Linked DNA regions of Homo sapiens: region 1 is linked to region 2. The links are chromatin loops, found by intact Hi-C in ENCODE. Cell type or tissue: B cell. All regions are shown on one strand. Links, peaks and the distances in the headings refer to the core of each region. The heading gives the core; the rest is flanking DNA. Region 1 has its middle 380 kb from the start of LINC03000. Region 2 has its middle 300 kb from the start of MAT2B.

The links. Peaks named below come from ENCODE experiments on the same cell type or tissue, not always from the same donor. Only the 100,000 strongest peaks of a DNase experiment are listed, where the experiment ranks them.
Region 1: a loop joins it to region 2, with 1.9 times the contacts of the local background. A loop is called at or near these places in 1 of 110 quality-filtered maps.

What each region holds. Positions count from the first base shown.
Region 1 is chr5:163,909,500-163,918,745 of GRCh38, reverse strand. No RefSeq gene overlaps it. Among named protein-coding and RNA genes, the nearest start is that of LINC03000, 380 kb to the left of the region's middle. RefSeq lists a silencer at 2,166-2,275 and enhancers at 2,627-3,173, 3,256-3,385. In B cell, for the core only: a CTCF peak has its summit at 5,022; DNase peaks (open chromatin) are centred at 2,905, 3,605 and 5,045; H3K4me3 peaks cover 2,076 bases; H3K27ac peaks cover 4,499 bases.
Region 2 is chr5:163,804,307-163,813,552 of GRCh38, reverse strand. No RefSeq gene overlaps it. Among named protein-coding and RNA genes, the nearest start is that of MAT2B, 300 kb to the right of the region's middle. In B cell, for the core only: no CTCF peak of the experiment used is centred there; a DNase peak (open chromatin) is centred at 3,872.

The DNA.
Region 1 (9,246 bases), core at 2,390-7,389, 100 kb before region 2:
TTTTGGCCCAATGACTGTAACCCAGAAAGGTCTCAGTAAATGTTTGCCATCGTTGATATTTAGAATTGGAAATTAATGACATTCGTTTAAAGGGTCACAAAGAATACTCAGAAGTATCAAGTTCTCCATACCTAGTTTTGGTTTGCCCTGATCTTCCAGCAGCCCCTCCCATCTCCCAAACTCAAGTCAGGAACCATATTAGAAGATCCACAGAGGGAACATCAACAGTGACATTGAAACACTGTGTCTACTGATCTGATTCAGACAAAGCCTGGATGTCTATTAGAAAAGATTAGATACATGGCATAAAGCCAGGGGACAGGACTCAAGCAAGTCCTTTCAATTCTATCCTCCATCACTGTATAATAAATAGAGAATGTCACTGAGAAACTGTCAAAAACCAGAGTTGGAAGGGTTTATCTTTCTTTCTCCTTATATTGCTACTAGGAGTTTTGTTAAATAAATATAAAAAGGTAGAGTGTAATAAACTATCTTGGCCTTGAGGAGAGAGGGAATAAAACAGGTGTCCATTTTCTGAAGCCAATTTTTGTCCCTTTCCAATTTTAAAGCAAAAGAAATGAAATACAAGAGCAGAATGAGAGATGGGCTGTGGGAAACTGATAGAAAGGAAACCTAAAGGAAGGCTTATGAAAACAACTTGATAGATGTAAATAACCCCCCCATAAAAGATGATCATCACTTACCTACCAGTTAGATGATCACCTGACAGTAACCATTGCATTAGTAAGCAGTCATTAAACAAGCATTAGTCATGCACACATTTGCCTGTATTTTGAAATTTGGTGTTTTGAGTTATATCCCCCAGACTACTGGATGGCCTCATACCTGGTAAACAGTTATTACTGTTATAATCTGTGTGAATCATCTCTCTCTCCTTCCAGAGTTGCTGTCAACTCAGAATTTGCTATTACAAGTCAAATCCTGAAACGACCTGAAAAAGTATATCTAAGGTACCCTGGATGGAAGAAAGATCAAATAATCAATAAGTAAAGTGACACATGCACAAAAGAATGAGACAGCAGTGAGATGCAGGGCAAGTGGGGGCCACCCTGTGAGTGGCAGTATTTACAGAATACGTCCACTTGAGACGCAAGAAAGGGTTCGAGGTCAACAACAACAAGAAAAACAGAAAGTCCTGAGAAAGAAGGTTTTGTCAGGAGCCATATTCGTGTATGGCCTCAAAGCTGAGAGTGAAGTGTGCAAAGATGAGCCAGAGAGTACAAACGACTTTCCAAAGGACTTCAGAAATGGGAGAAGCATCGTAGACCGGGACAATGGCACAGAGGAGGGAAGAAAGACAGATGGCCCCCAAACAGCACCTTTAAAAACACTTTTTAAATTCAAAGTGATTAAGAAATGAACACCCATATTACCCATAGTGGTTATCTTTAAAAATGGGACACTGTTAAGATAATCCTATCAAAGGATTAAGAAATAGCAATATAGAGATAGGAGGAATCCAATCAAAGATTAAAGTGTGATGTCCAAGAGATATGTCAGCATTTCCAGGGGGTATACAATGGTGTACTAGTTTCTTCTGAGGGTAATAGATACTACACAAAAACAAAAAATATGAAAAGGGGTAAGTTAAATGTTGTTGAACAGATTTCTTCACTGTCAAGAGTATTCAGAGGAAATGTGCATTGTGAAACTCCAAAAGGGAGGTGTGTGATACATGCATGTCTGTTCCTCCCTCATCACCCCTACTTTTCCTTTTGGGAGCAAAATGCTGCTTGCACTGGGATTTTTTTTATCAGAGCGTTCAGTTCATACCACCCTTTTCTAAACTAGTAGATATGGCTGCTCCCTCAGGGTAGTATGTAGATTAGTTTTATAGGGCCTTTCTATGGGAAAGAAAGGGTTTCAGCAGGGCATGTATAGGAGGGGCTTCTCTGGTGCTTGCATAGTGGCCTTACATGTTTCTTCATACATCTCATGTAACATAATGAAATTTTAAATCCCCATCCTTGGGTATGATCTTTAGCATTAAAATGAGGGAGGGGTAACTTTAAGTTGAACTGCGCAGACAGGACCCTGGAGCAGTCCCTAACCCGCTAAACCAGGGACTTGAGGTTAATGGCTTCTTGGGTCTTTTGTTGCTGATTGGCTGGAAGTTGGGTAAGCTACAGCTTGGGTAAGAGGCTTGTTCCTTCTCCTCTAAACCACAGCAAAACAGGAAACCAGACAGCCTGCCTGTCTCAAAATGACCCAGTGTAGGCAAATCAGGTTCTCCCTCTGAGGAATGTGCCACTTTTAGCAGATGGACACAGAGGTAAAACTTAGGGCCATGAAGCATCACTACTTTATTCCTGCTAAGGGGTTCCCCTTCCTTCCCAGGGCCTAGAGGTTCAGGCCTCCTTCAGTGCTCTGAGCTGCCACATATCCTTCCACAGAATTCCACTCAGGCTTGGTAGCCAGAGATCCTTTGTTTGTAATCAAATCACTCTGAGGACAGCAACTTGCAACACTTCACAAATACATTTGAGGAAGGATTTGTTTTGTTTTTTTGGCAAAATAACCCTCTGAATGGGTTATCTGCAGAACACACGCTGCTCTAGGTAATAATAGAGGTCTTTTGTAACATACTAAGGGGACATAAACTGTCCTGGATGCTTATATTTGCTCATTGAAAATCACCAACTAAGGAACAATAATGCATCCCTCTCTATGTGTTTATGCCATAGAGAGGGTTGATATGGCCTTGCTAGCGATGGTGAAGCCACCACACAAAGGCACTGTATTGGCACTAAAACGATCGAGGGTCACAGGACTCCTACTCTGGGGAGAAATGTAATGTCCTTAGTGAAGCATAGAATTTACCAGGGTGTCATATTTCAAACTGACTGCAAAAGGGAACCTTGAGCTTACCACAAGGCTAGAGCTTCCTGGAGAGCAATTAGGCTGGTTTACAGAGCAATCTCCCTCACTCTAGAAGTGATACCGGACGGGGGGCAGGGAAGTGCTGGGTAGAGAAGGGTGGGGTCCCTGGTGAGGGCTCCACCCTCAGATCTGTGCCCACGGACCTAAATGAGGACAGGCATTTCTGTTTCTGTGCCCAAAATGTTGCCTTTTCGCCCACCACACCCACTATCCTGTGCCCATAAAAACCCTGGACCGTAGCAGGCACACACACAGGCGGCTGGACATTGAGAGGAGCAGAAGAACACACCAGCAGACACCGGCAGGCCAGTGATGGCCGAACAACGTGGATGCCAATTCAGCCAGGGGCATCTGGAGGAGAGTTTGGCCGCTGGGCAGGATCGACTCCAGGGGAAGAGCACCTTCCCACCCCATCCCCCTTCTGGCTCCCCATCCATCTCACTGGGAGCTACCCTCACCACTCAATAAAATCTTGCACTCATTCTCCAAGCCCCCGTGTGATCCGATTTTTCCAGTACACAAGGGAAAGAACCCAGGATACAGAAAGCCCTCTGTCCTTGTGGTAAGGAAGAGGGTCTAATTGAGCTGATTAACACAAGCTACCTGCAGATGGCAAGGCTGAAAGAGCACACTGTAACACACGCCCACTGGGGCTTCAGGAGCTGTGAACACTCAACCCTAGATGTTGCCATGGGGTCGGAGTCCAAAAACACTCCCCACCATCTGCTCATCTGCAAGTTGCCCCTAGGGCTTTGAGCACCAGGGCACTGAAGAAACCGGCCACACCCCTGCCACTACACGCCCTGTGAGGGAGATAAGGGAACTCTCCTGTTTCAGCAGGGTGTGGAGGGATGGGGGAAGGAGCGCTCATAAGTCTCCTCCCAAAGCCTAGCAATGGAGTGGGATGTTGGTATGTATATTTTTAGAGAGAAAAACAGCTTTTAAATTATATTCATTTAAGAAAAGTAAAATACTCTAATGTAGAGGCAAAACAAAGAAATATCCTTTTACAGGAAATGGGGGCTGGGGGACAAGTGAAAAGAAGGAATAGAAAGATGCTAAAAGCACATACCTAAATCATGTTAACTCTATCTTTGTGTTTCTACACAATTTCTGGAATGACAGGTACATGAACAGCAATAGCAGTAATATTCACAATAGTAATAGCAAATATTAATACTATGATTTGGGTCGTATTCTATTTACATTACAAACCATTATCCCCAACTACACAGATGACAAAACTGAGGCATGAAAGTAGATTAACTGTCCACAAGCCTGCCTCTTTAACAAATTAACTTCCCCATAGCTAATTATCTTACCCTAAACTAATTGTCTTCTTCTCTACCACACAAAAACATGCAAACATGATATAACTTAGAGTGATCATAGTGATAAAAGAAAGTTGTATATAGGCATATATATGTATGTATACGTATATATACATACATATATATACATATCCACACATATCCAAAAGGCTGCATGAAGAAGAAGGAATAATACAATGAATAATAAATGGACTGAGGCCCTAAAGGGGCGAGAAATGAGAGATAAAGACAGACTTACAGAACGCTTGGGAATACATCTTTCTCTTAGCCTGGAGGACAGTAAGAAGAGAGAAAATAAATGTTTTGTGGTAGATATTGGCAATTCATGCCCAAAAGCTTTTCTCGGAGAGACATAATGCAAGGCAATGTGGAAAAAAACAAAAAGGATGTTTTTAATCTGTTTATTTTTTTTAGTCTATTGGCCTGGATTAGCACTTTTTTTTCTAAAAACCCATCCATTATCTCTGTAGGATATGGATATTTATCCATGGTAGAAGTTAAATTGATGTTTATGGAGCAAATCAATTGTGTGTGTTTGCACTCTAACTAACAGCTCTTTCCAGCTTTCGCAGGAATATTTTTACAAACTTTACAGTTTCATTATGAACATTCTGTTTATTCAGACTGTGTGAAGATTTCCAATGCATTTGTTCTACTTGTATTCTAAAGTCCTGAAGACTGTTTCAAAATTATAAATCATTTGGGTCCCAAACTCAGATGACGCCAGAGTCTGGGCAAATAGCATAAGTGAATGAAGCAATCTGCATGTAAAAAAAAAAGATATGGCTAGTTTGTTGTGCCTCTTGTGGCCGCTTTTCATAAAGGCATGGGTACAGAATATAATTTAAGGAAAGTTACAGCAAAAGTGCCCTGATAATGACAAACCATCATTGGTCCTAGTCTCAGAGAAATAATAAGGAGGGGGTAGGTATTATCACAAATTGGCAAATTTATGATCATCTAAAGCTGGTAGCTGCTACCCAGACTTACCCATTGTTGCCACATATGAAATGTGATAAAATGTGGTAGATGACAAAAATGACCCTCCCCACTCTTTCTGTATCTAAGCAATGTAATTATGCAGTAACTTCATACTTACTTTTGCATGAAAAAAAGCTAATCCAGGCCAGTAGACTCAATAAGCAGATTATAGAAGGTTGTTTGTTACCCACTGTTAGCATGGTAATAGATAACTGATACAGAAATTCAGATAAGAACCTAAGAAAGTGAAATCTAATTTTTAAAAATCAGCAGCTAATTTTTTTTAATGACATAGCTCAAACACAACCATTTCTATGGATCTGATCCAGACCACAGGCCACTATTTTGCATTCTCCATTCTAATCCCTTCATTTTACAATTAAGAAAAGACATTCAAAGAGATAAGATATATTTTCCAAAGCCAAGTAATTGGACCTCAGCGGTGTTGATTCACATAATATGGTCACTTTTTAAAAAACAACTTAGTGTCCTCATTTGAGTGCATGGATATTTCCAAATCACTGGGGCCTTCCCTCTCCATTCTTTCCATTACTTTGTTTTTGTCCAGGGGCTAGATCCACGTGAAGAAAATATTGCATTCTTCTCTATCAGCCTCATCTGAGCCCTGTCAGCTGCCATTTTTTGAGGAGGACATCTGAATTCTCCTTTCCCAGCAAAGGTAATACTTCTAAAAATGTGCTTGAGGCTACAAACTTGGTATATAATTTTGGCATTAAACTCATACCTCCTCCCTCCACAAAACACATGAATAAATGATGCTTCTAATTTAAAGTGGAATAACTTTTATACCATGCTGACTAAGGAAAAAATCCCACGAAATGTGAATAATGTTGGTCTTGGCCAAATAAAAACAGTAACAATCTAGGATAAAAGCAGACAGGCAAATTCTAATAGGGCATATGTCCATTCATTTAGAAAAACATAGCTTCTCTTTCACAGAGCTACTGAAGGAGAACCCATATTGAAAGATGTGATTATTGTTTTAGCTGAGATTCATAAAGAGACTGAACAGCTGCACACTTTATTAGATCTAATCTAAATACCTGCTACTTGTGTTTTGTGCTGGGAGATATTTATGTTATCAATTCAAGTTTATACTAACCATCAGGAAGAATACTCCCTGTAGCTCTGCTGACTCAAAATAATGACTTGTAAGGGCGCTCTAATGACAGAACAAGGGGCAATTATAGACACAGCGTGAGCCTTGGAAAAACTGTGTGATGTATTTTGTGCACTTGATTGACCTCATGTTCAAGTTCATTTGTGCCTCACTGTTGTAGATAAGGCCTATGCCTCAGGGTATATGCCTTGTTAATTTCAATATAAGAAGACAGAATGGATTAGATCAGATGGCTCAAACAAAAAAACAAAGCTGCACCAGCGCTTGACGGAAAAGTGATGACACATTGGGGTCTACCAGAAGGAACCATCAAATATCTTTCAGGGAAGAATGAGAAGTTAGAATAATCAATATGGAGTGTTAATTCATTTCAACTCTTGAGATAACTAAAACAATGTACATCTCCTTATGTCTTTATGTGATTATGGTGACTTCTTGGGGAGGACTTGGAATTCATCATAAAATAAGAGAGGGATAGGAAAACGAAAAGAAAACAAGAACTTACTATAAAATAAAGTTACTGTGAGCTATCCATAGATTACATTGCTTTAGTGTAAAACTATTCGGCAGTCTCTGTGCATGTCACTTTGAAATACATACCTGCTGTGCTGTAAATCACTGAATGAGGAAAGGGGAGAAAGATTTTCTGATGGGCTGTTTATAATCCCAATTCTATACATGTTTACTTAAAGATGGGGGGGTGGATAAAACAAGGGGAGTGTAGGAGTGAAATTATTGTTTATTTATTTTCACCAATGTTAGTGTTTACCAAAAAGGAACAAATTCTCGTTTTGTTGTGTACAAAATTACAGAGGGAGCTCAAGCACGTAACAATATTGCAGACTGCCTTGAAAATAACGTGGAATAACTGGTACTTATGCAATTCCTCAGAAATATAGCTTTGATTCTAAATTGGCTGCAAAGAGGTGTTCCAAAATAGTAATTTCATCAGTCTTGGCTGTTTGCTAATAGTACCATCTAGTCAACTCTGCCTGCATTTCCAAATTGGTTGTTAGAAAAACCTACAACAGTCTTGGTAAAAACTTGCAATCAATGTTTTCTAAATGATACTGGAAACCACATCTTTGGTCTCCTATTGTTATCCACGCAATCTTTGAGAAAGGGCATAATTAATATGTAATTTTGAATGAAGAAATTTCTTACCCAAAATATACAAATGAAGTGCCAACCTAGCAAAGTATGGAGGCAAACAATGCCAAGTGATTAAAAATTGGAATATGGGAATCTATTCTGTGTTTATCTGGCCTGAAAAATTTAGGCTGGAAACGGGTCATAACTGAAGCTGTATGAATGTAAGAGCTATTATAGGAACAGACAAGATTCTGATGTTTTCTACACCTATTTTTGCTTCAGATATTAGGGTAAGAGTAGGATATATATGCTCAAACACCCATTGCCTTTTAAAAAATTGATTTGCAATAATCTGAATTTTAAAAAAATTTAATCAAGATGTCAGACAAAATACACTGATTTTAAGCAGTATGTAGAAAATAATTATATATGGATTTTCAGATTTCTATGAGAAAATAGATATCTGATGGAAAGTTCTTGCTTTAGGGAAGATGTTTCCTGTCCACTAAAGCAATATGCTTGGTGTAAAAAAAAAAAAAAAAAAAAAAAAAAAAAAAAAGTCTATGATTTGGACTTTTTTTTTTAAGTAGAGATGGGGTTTCACCATGTTGGCCAGGCTGGTGTCAAACTCCTGACCTCAGGTGATCCGCCCACCTTGGCCCCCCAAAGTACTGTGATTACAGGTGTGAGCCACCAGGACCGGCTTCAATTTGGACATATTTTGGCTAGAAAGTATCTATTCATCTTTTGTCCAGTAAAGTAATTTTCCTCTGGAAAACACCTACCAACTTTCATTTCATGCATTTAGGGAGGCTCATGATTCAATCCCTGGCAATGATGTAAGTTTGGCTAATCAGACCTTCTCATTTTTCCTGGCTATAGTAATTTCAAACAGAGCATCTGATACAGTTAAGAGCCATGGGAGAGTGCCACCCTGAAAATTTTCTGCAATTACTGAGAAAAGCACTGGGTTTGAACCTGGAAGTATTTGGCCTAGAGCTATTGGCAGCCATTCTAACATTAAATGGGGCCTGAGAATGACTCCATCAAAATAAAAGATAGCTCCACAAGATAAAGTGAAAATAAATTCTGATGCATTTATTTAGTTATTAAATCATTCATTCAACAAATGTTTATTAAACATTTACTAGGGACCAGGACATGTGTAGTGGGGACAATGGTAATATAAATTTTTAAATAATTTCAGAGTGATATGAGAATGTAAAACTAATAAGGCAAAACATACTAAGAAGGACTAGGTAGGTTTTCTATATAGTCAAAAGCATGGGGCAGCAAACTACATCAGATGGACTAAATGTAGTTTGTACATTTTGAAAGCATTGTTACAAGGGAGAGAGGAGGCAGACTATGCCACAGACACCATATGTGGCTATCAATGCCGAAAATCCTTACTATCTATCCCTTTATAGAAAAAAATTTACCAGTCTACCAAATAGTTGTCAAGAATTTTTTCTGTTCCTCTACAAGCATGTCACTTATCTCATCAAAAAGTAGAGTTTATTTCACCACTGATTGGATCTTGGCTGAGCTTGTAAGCATTTTTGGCCAACAGAATAATGTAGAAGTAACATTCCGAGATTGCTAAGCCTAGATATTAAGAGGCATTGTAGTTTTTACTTTTACTCTTGCAAACCAGACCCCGTGCAAGGAAGTCTAGTCTATTATTCTAGAGAGAGAGTGTGAAAGATGTGAGACCATGTGGAAAGAAAAGCCGCATGAAAGAAAAGCATCATAGGCAGTACTAAGGCCCTAGACACATGAATGGAGCTGTATTTGGTC
Region 2 (9,246 bases), core at 1,390-6,389:
ATCATTTAAAATGCAGCTGGTTCAAAAGAGATCAAGGTAACAAACTGCATCTAAGTTTCCCTTCAGTGAAATTACCTGATACAAAACCAAACCACTGCACTGTTGACTAAAAATATGTATTTTGTTATTTCAACATTAAACTGTAAGCTCCATAAAGACAAGGTCTCTGTGTATTTCACCAGGTCCAAGCCCACAATCAAGGTATGACTCTTAAATAAACAAATGGATTTTAATTTCTTATTGAATCAAACAAGAAGCGTCTCTGAATGGATGTCACAATGATACCTTTCGTCATTAACTTTTTATGGTAGAAAACTCCTTCCCAAGCTTCCACTTTTTCTCCCATTTTGGAGGCACATCAAAGGAAGAGAAAGAGCTCTGGGAGAGAAGACAAGAAAAAAAAATGAGAGTAGCAGGAAGGAATGTTATAGGAAATGGAAAAATGCCACCTGGGATAATCAGATCAAAATCTTGAGCTCCAAACCCCAAATGGCAATTTTTGCTTGCCTGTAAATACACATAGTTATACCGTTGATTGAGCAATGGTTACATTTGGTCGGAATTGTAAGAAGCTAGGCAAAGTGAAAAATATTTTTTGGACAAACTGGAGTATTCTAGGAAACCCACTTATCACGCTGACACAACTTGAAAGCATTCATTTATCCAACAAATATTTACTAAAACTTGCTGTTTGCTAAGCACTGTGCTTGGTGCTATGGATTCAAATAGGAACATGCAATGTATATCTGAGATTTTTTTTGAGGTCATGGATAAATTTGACAGTCTGTTATGTAGACCCTCTCCCCAGGGGAATGGACATTTAAACATGTACAATCTGTTAGGTAGACTCTCTCCCCAGGGGAATGGACATTTAAACATGTACATGTTTTACATACAATTTCAGAGAGGTCGTAGATCCTCCCAAAATCCTACAGCTGGATATTGTTAAATTAATTGGAATATTGACTGTTAAATAATGGAAGCTGTAGGATTTCTATATGTGTGTGTATATGTGTGTATATATATACACACACACACATATATATATACACACAGAAATATATATTTGCATGTCACTCCACATCCCAGAATAAGCTCATAACTGCCAAAAGAAAGCATTTATCATTTAAAACGCACTTGGTTCAAAAGAGATCAAGATAACAAACTGTATCCAAGTTTCCTTTCAGTGAAATTACTTGACACAAAACCAAATCTCATATATATATATATATATATATATATATATATATATATATATATATATATATATGTATCTCCTACATCTTCCATTGCTTTCTGCCCAAGCAGTGATCTACCCGCTGCTATGTTTCCTCTCTTTTCATTTCAATTAAATTCAGGTTATTTTCTGGACAGAAACCTCTTGATTAGAACATGCTGCAAAAGGAAGTTTGCAAAGGCAGGGAAGACAGCAGGTGATCTCACTCAGACCCTTCCCAATCTTAGAGAACTTCCTGAAGTAGCTCACAGAAATTAGTAAATCATTTTAACATAGTATTTAGAAACCTTCCCTAACCTGATTAATCAACTTACGGCACTTTTCTATTTAAAAGGTTTTACTCACTTAAAAACGCTTTTGCATTTTCAGTGTGTAAATAACCAGCCAGATATGATGCAGAATTTTCAGGAAAAAAATCAAGTCAAGGTGTCCAGTTTCACACCAAAAAAGAATGCTGGGTTGACATTTAAAGTACTTGTTTGCACAAAAGACACTTGGTTTTTTTTTTTTTAAATCAATTATCCTGCTCTCACTTGCTTTATCTATTATAATTTATGGATTACTGGAATTCATAACTGAATAATATGTAGATGTCACCTGGGGGTGCGAAACCAATTCTCCTACTTGGAATTGCCTGTCTAAGTAAGAATGACACCCAGTTTAGTATTTTGTCTCTGATTAGAGACACTATAGATTTGCAGTCGCCTCCATGTAATATAAATCAATAAAGAATAATTTTCCAGGCAGTAAATCAATTGTCAGTTCAAAGACCCTAATACCCTTGTGCAAGATTTATTGAGAACATGAATGGCAGTCTTGTTAGGAGATGTACAGCACGCTTTATAGGGACATAATAGTGTAAACCCCAAACTATTACCTTCACTATGGTGAAGAATCCAACAGGAATAACCCTTTCATTTCCATGGAAAGCAAACTCAAATAGATTTTTCAATTACAAAATGAAAAATTTTAAAGATAACAACAAGATAAAAATCTCTGGACTGGGAAGATATATCAGTCTTGAAGTCACCATAACCCTTTTGCTGGGACTTTCTGTACCTTGGGTGTGGTGGACCTATCAAATTAGTATTCTAAACCTTTGCCATCCAGTAGGATATCTGCTAGCCCCATGGGACTATTAAAATTTGCAATATGATTAGTCCAAATTGAGATGTGCTGTAAGCGTGAAATAAACACTGGATTTCACCTAGTACATCACAAAGAATGTAAAATATCTCATTAACGATTTTTACATTGTTTGCTGAAATGGTAATAGTTAGGATATGTAGGATTCAGCAAAATATATTGTCAGAATTAATTTCAACAATTTCTTTTTATCTTTGTTATAGGGCTACTATTTATTTTAAAAGTACATACGTGGCTCACATAATCTTTCTATTGTCCATCACTCTTCGTTGCCAGGCATGTTGAAAGAGAAGTCTTTTAACCCTAAAAATAAGTCTCAAGGGATGGGAGGTGGGTAAACCTAGGAGCACACCAAATATATCTTCATGGGTAAGTCCTTACAATTTTGGAAATAATGATAACAACCCAGAGTATTGAGAATTAATTTGCTAAAGTGGTCCAAGTGACTCACTCAACAATTGTATTATTGTCAGCCATGACGACCCAGCAAATCCTCAGCAGACCAGATCATTAGACAAAAATAAAACTTTGCTTTTTAGAAGAGACCAATATGTGGATCCTCTGAAGAGGTGGGAAAAAGATCATAGCTGGTTATTCATTGGGGGTGGAGGGAGAGGCTTCCACAGGCCATATGATAAACACGATTAAAGTTCTAGGCAAACGAAACTAGAGAGCCAGAAAGAAGAAAAATGCCACATCTGCTAATGGCTACATAATCAGATTTCAGCTGATGAGAGCTATATGGAAGATGAAGCCAAGAGAAGTCTGATTAACACTCTACAAAAATATTTTTAATTTGTTCGTGTCAAAACATATCTTTGATTCAATAGTTACAGTGTTATTCATTATTGTATGCCCATAATCTTGCACAGGATCTTACTCTAGAAAAATGCTCAATAAGTACTTGCTGGATGAATAAAATGATTAAATGGAAAGAAAAACAATGCATGATGCAAATTTTTCTACTGCACAGAACTAGAAATATTCATGGAGCAGATTAGACAGTTTGTAACTCCAGACAATGAAGAAGGAAATATTAAGAGTAGATTTTTAGACAGAAGAATAAGGAAAAAGTAAAATGCAAAATAACATTAATGAGTCCTAAATCAGGGGAAGGTAAACAAGAATTATAAAATGAAAAGAATATTAGAGTCTAGGCTAATTTTTATAATTCTCCGGCTGAGAATTATAAGTCATAGGCTTTCTGAATCTCAAAATTTAAAGTTGTGTAAAAGGCTTTGAAATTAATTATAAAACTTCAGCAGTCTGTAACGTCAGTGATATGGGAGAAATCAAAGAATCTAACAATCCCAAAATCCTCAGTAAGTCCTTTAACAGATTTAACATCAAGAAGAAAATGCATGTACATTTCAGTGCTTCTCAACCAGGGGTGACTTTGCACCCCAAGGGATGTTTGGCAATGTCTGGAGACGTGTGTCTGTGTGTGTGTGCGTGCGCACATGTGCGGGTGTGTGTGTGTGTGTTATTACAACTAGAAGGTGCTACTGACATCTACTGGGTAAAACCAGATATCCTGCAAAGCACAGAACAGCCCACCTCCCCCCAAAGAATTACCCAGCACAAATGTTAATAGTACAAGTTTGAGAAATGCTGATCTACAGTGATACAGAAGCAGTATTTACAGAAGCCAAGAATGGCGAGACAAGAATATGCCAGAAATTTCAGAGCACTCTGCTGATAGGACAAAAGAATAGTTTGTAAAGACAAGCTTAAAAGAATGAAATAATACCTAAATTCATTTTTGGTCCCTGGTTTTTCTCTCAATAGCATTTCAGAAGTTTTGCTAGAATTCTTCTTAAGAAATCATCATCTCTAAGAAAATGAGAAAAAATAATTCAAATTTATATGGGAGATGTATGTGTATTTTATGCAGAGGAAGTAAAAATTATGCTTTATTCTATTATGAATAAAAAGACTTGTCATAAATTGAGTCTGGGTTCATTTCTTTATGCTTAATAAAGCCTGCACACAGCATCTGAAGAGAAAGTAGATAGAAAATGTACCCATTAAAATATTTACCCTTCCAAGTAACCTAAAGTGGTAAGAAATATAGGCTTAATTATCTTCTAAGATTTTCAGCTATCACCTGAATTTGTAGTCCTACTATACTTGAAAAATAGAGAACAAGTTTAATACTAAATTTAAATCTACTGCTTTAAAAATACTTTCCTTGAGCTGCAAACTATAATCATGTATTCTATATCACCATGAGTTTTAGTACATTAATACGATATAAATTATGCTTTAAAGATATATTCATGATTTATAATAATTGCAACTCTCAGAAACTAATAGCCAGAAGCACTTGACTTTTACCTTCAAATATTCTCACTCAAATCCAGTTAAAATACTGTTTGAATCAGCATAAGAGCTTCTATAGTGGGATTTTAGAAACAATCATCATTTTTTAAAGAACTCTGCTATTATGTTAATACTTAATAGCTTGATGTGTTACTCTTCCCAGGTAACATATTTTTATTTTTGTAAAAGTTTATTAAGAATATGCTTTAATAGAATTCTACTGCTGACATTTTCAAGGGCACAAAGCTAGAAAGTATATATGCATATGGATGGGTGGGAGGGAAGACGTGGATGAAGGGTGGGTAAATTTTTAGAATTTCTCACCATATTAGTTTGCTGAAGACACTATAACAAAGAACCAAAAATGGTCTGGCTTAAAACAACAGAAATTTATTCTTTCACAGTTATGAAGGCTAGAGGCCTGAAATCAAGGTGTCAATAGGGTTGGTTCCTTCTGGAGACTTTAAGGAAAAATCTGTCCCATGCCTCTATCCTAGTTTCTAGTGGTTGCTGGCAATCCTCAACATTACTTGGCTGTGGCAACATTTAACTCCAATATCTGCCTCTGTCTCCATATGGCTTTTTTCTCTGTGTTGCTAGCTCTTCTTTGCTAGTTGGTCTCTCTGTTTCTTCTATTAAAAGGACACAAGACATGAATTTAGGGCCCACCTAAATTCTGGGATGATTTCATCTCTAGATCCTTAATTAAATCCCTCCACAGATCCCTATTTCCACATCCAAACACATTCTGAGGTTCTGGCTGGACATAAATTTGGAAGAGAGACATGATTTCAGCTCACTACGCTCACCATATCTTATTTGTGGTCAACTATTTTGTTTAAATAAAGCTCTGACTCTGTCTGTGTATCCCTCTCTCATTTTCCTTATGGCACCACGCCTGAAATTGAATGTGGATCACCCTTCCCAAGGACCCATGATGTCATCTATAAAATAGCATCACCACCAACAGATGTCAATGAAAGAACCCAAACTGACTTAGAATAAAGTAGCCAATATACCAGCTTGGGGCTTTTTTAAAAAACAGGTTGGGTATATTAGATAAGTGATTTAACTTTTCAATGTCTGTGTTATCAGGAAGGTTAAATGATATAATGTACTTGGAGTTTGATCCTAGCTCTTCCACTGAATAGCTATTTGACCTTAGACAAATTACCCAGTTTCCTTTATCTCATATTCTTTATGGATAAAATCAGAATAATATAGATTTTAATGGCAAGAGAAAAATCTTGCATATGAATATGCCTACCACTGTGGATCTGACGGTTAGCCAGATAATAAATTTTATTTAGCCAGCACAATGGAGTTTATTTATTATTTGAATTTAAATTACTTTAGGCAGAGCAGGCATTCTCTTCAATTTGCCATAGGCTCCACTCTCCATTTGAATGAAACTGAGTTTATCTGTACTGAGAGGCCTTTGAGTTTATGTCTACAATGTTAATACGTAGCAAAAATTCAGTAAAGGAGTAACATCAGAGGCTACCTGTCCCAATACTAACTGTCCTGTTCAGAAAAAAGGAATTCACCACCTACAGTGAAAGCTCACTCCGTATTTTAAGATAACCCCATTTTCTGGTAAATTATTCCTTCCGTTCCTGTAACTTTTATTCATTGACCTTAGTTTTTATCCCTAAGACAATATTAACGAAATCAAATCCTGCCTTTATTTACATAAATACATCTGCTGTGACTCCTCAATACATGAGATTTGTATAACAGCATTCAAAGCCATGATTATAAATTACAATTAGTATACATCATGAAGTCATTCATCTCAATGTTGTCAAATATTGCCCAAGGAATTTTCCATTCCATTAGATAATTATACTCTAAGCTAATAAGTAATCAGCCCTCCTTTACTTTTTGACTTTGTAGAATATGATGGGAAAACTCCAATTAGTCACTCCCAATGTTTATAGGAAAAAAGGACAGAAATATACCCTTGTATGAATTTAACAAGAGCTTTCCTTTATTCAATTTTCTTGGGGACAAGGGTCATAGAATCAGAAAAATGGACAATTTTCTTTCATACAGCAATAATTTTTAAACCACTCTTAACTTTCAAATTTAGCAATAAGATGTAGTAAGACTTTTCCCCAAATCCCAGGCTACCTGTCCAGTTTCAGGATTTTTAAAGTTTGGGATACAGTGAAAATGCTAACATGAAGCTACTGATCAATGGTCAGATGTCAGCAGTCTGGAGAATTTGACAGACACTCTGGATCAGCCCTGGTAATCCTGATATTCCTGATATTTAGAATGCGTAAGAAATACCATTCACCTTGGACAGTGACTTCTCATGCTAAGGCTGTAATTACCAAGTGGTCAGATGTCAATATAGTCAGCCTTCTGAAATGGCTATAGGAATTCTATGAGGTCTAGAATGCTGAGATACTAATCTTGCTGATGGCAAAATAAACTACTGTCACCAAGCCCTTGATATTTAGCCCTATAGAAACTAATTCCCTTGGGCAATCCAAAGTGCCCCATACAGTAACTACTGGGGATGGCAAAGACAAGAATGCCATAGCTAGTAATTTTCAAAGTATTCCATGTTTACATTTCTATCCATTTCCCTCACATACTAACTTCACCAAAATAATCCTCTGATTAAGAAAATAGTTGCATTTAAAATTTTCTAATGCAAAAGTCTATGAAGTCAGTTGAGTGATCCTAATTTATCAATTACAAATTTAGAAAAAATACTATGGTATGCCAAAGAGGTTTTTAAATTAACATTTTCAAAGACCCACACAAAAACTAAATATACATTGTAGACAAGTACAGCAAAGCAATAAAAGAAAAAGATAAAAATCACTAGTAATCAATCCTAGCCATCAGAGGTAACAGGTGGTAAAATCTGGATTTTCCATAGACTTATTCAGACACCTGAAGACTTATAATAATGGAAAGTAAGACGATTATCAACTCTATATGCTATGGCTACAGTTTCTACTTAGGTGATGACCTTTTCTACTACCATTTTATCCAGCTTTACATCCTATGATGTCAGCCTACAGAATTTCTCCTATATTCTATATATACACTGATCGACTCTCAAAACTTTATCCTATATGTACACTGATCTACTCTCAAAATTTTATCCTATATATACATCTACTCTCAAAACTTTATCCTACATATACACTACTTTATCCTATATATACACTGGTCTACTCTCAAAACTTTATCCTATATATACATCTACTGTCAAAACTTTATCCTACATATACACTACTTTATCCTATATATACAATGATCTACTCTCAAAACTTTCTGCCGCTGTTACCATGTAATTCCTGCTATCTGAATATTTAGAATAACTAGTAAAATTAGCCTGAATGATAATCATCACATTGTATTGTATGCAATAACTAAAGCCATATTACTCAGGCTTTAAATTAAGAAGCCTAGTTCAGTAAAAATGAATTTGGTACAACCTAATGTTTGATACTTGATACATTTATTTAGTTTTTCAGAAGACGAGATCTTTATTTGGCAAATATAGGCAAATTAGGCAAATAGAATAAACATACTTCAGGGATTTTAAAACATTAATAAATGCATAGTCATAGTAATATTTCTTAAGGAAACCAAAAGATGCATTTAATCAAAATTATTTCTCATCTCCAATATGCTGATGAACTGTGAAAGTATCAAAAAGTCAAAGTAAAAAATGAAAACAAATTGACTTTTTAAGCCATGGTAATTGTACTTAAGTTATTACAGGCATTTTTTAAAAAGTATGTATCTTATAGTTCAAAAATTTCAGTCCATAATTCAGAGGGAAGATGAATTAATCCCAACAATGCCATTAAATAGTATTTAATAAATATCAACATTGGAAATGAGACAATAGGATGATCAAGAGAGTGGGTCTCATCATTGACCCGCTGTAGCAGCAGGCTAGGATGGGACAACACAGATCAAGGGTGCAAGTTGAGGCATCTCCTGTAATGAGCACAGCCTGTGAACATGAACAACAGTTACATTTTACTGATTTTCTACATTCCAGTTTCCTTCAGGCAGCCTTTTAAGTGAGTCTTATGGGAATAAAGACAGAGGCTACTAAACCTTTATGTAGCAAATAATACCAGAGAGATTGGGCCAGGCATGGTGGCTCACACCTGTACTCTCAGCACTTTGGGAGGCCAAGGCAGGATGATCACCTGAGATCAGGAGTTCCAGACCAGCCTGGCCAACATGGTGAAACCCCTTCTCTACTAAAAATATAAAATTTGCTGGGTGTGGTGGTGCACACCTGTAATCCCAGCTACTCAGGAGGCTGAGGTGAGAGAATCCCTTGAGTACAGGGGCCGGAGGTTGCAGTGAGCCCAGATCACAACACTGCACTCCAGCCTGGGCAACAGAGCAAGACTCTGTCTCAAAAAAACAAAAAAAAAAAGAGAGAGAGAAACAGAGAGAGAATGGCAGCTAAATAGAGGATACTTCTCATTACCAGGATAAATGATGGAGAAGCCCAGAATAGCAACACAACACTGAGCTAGAAGTTAAAAGTG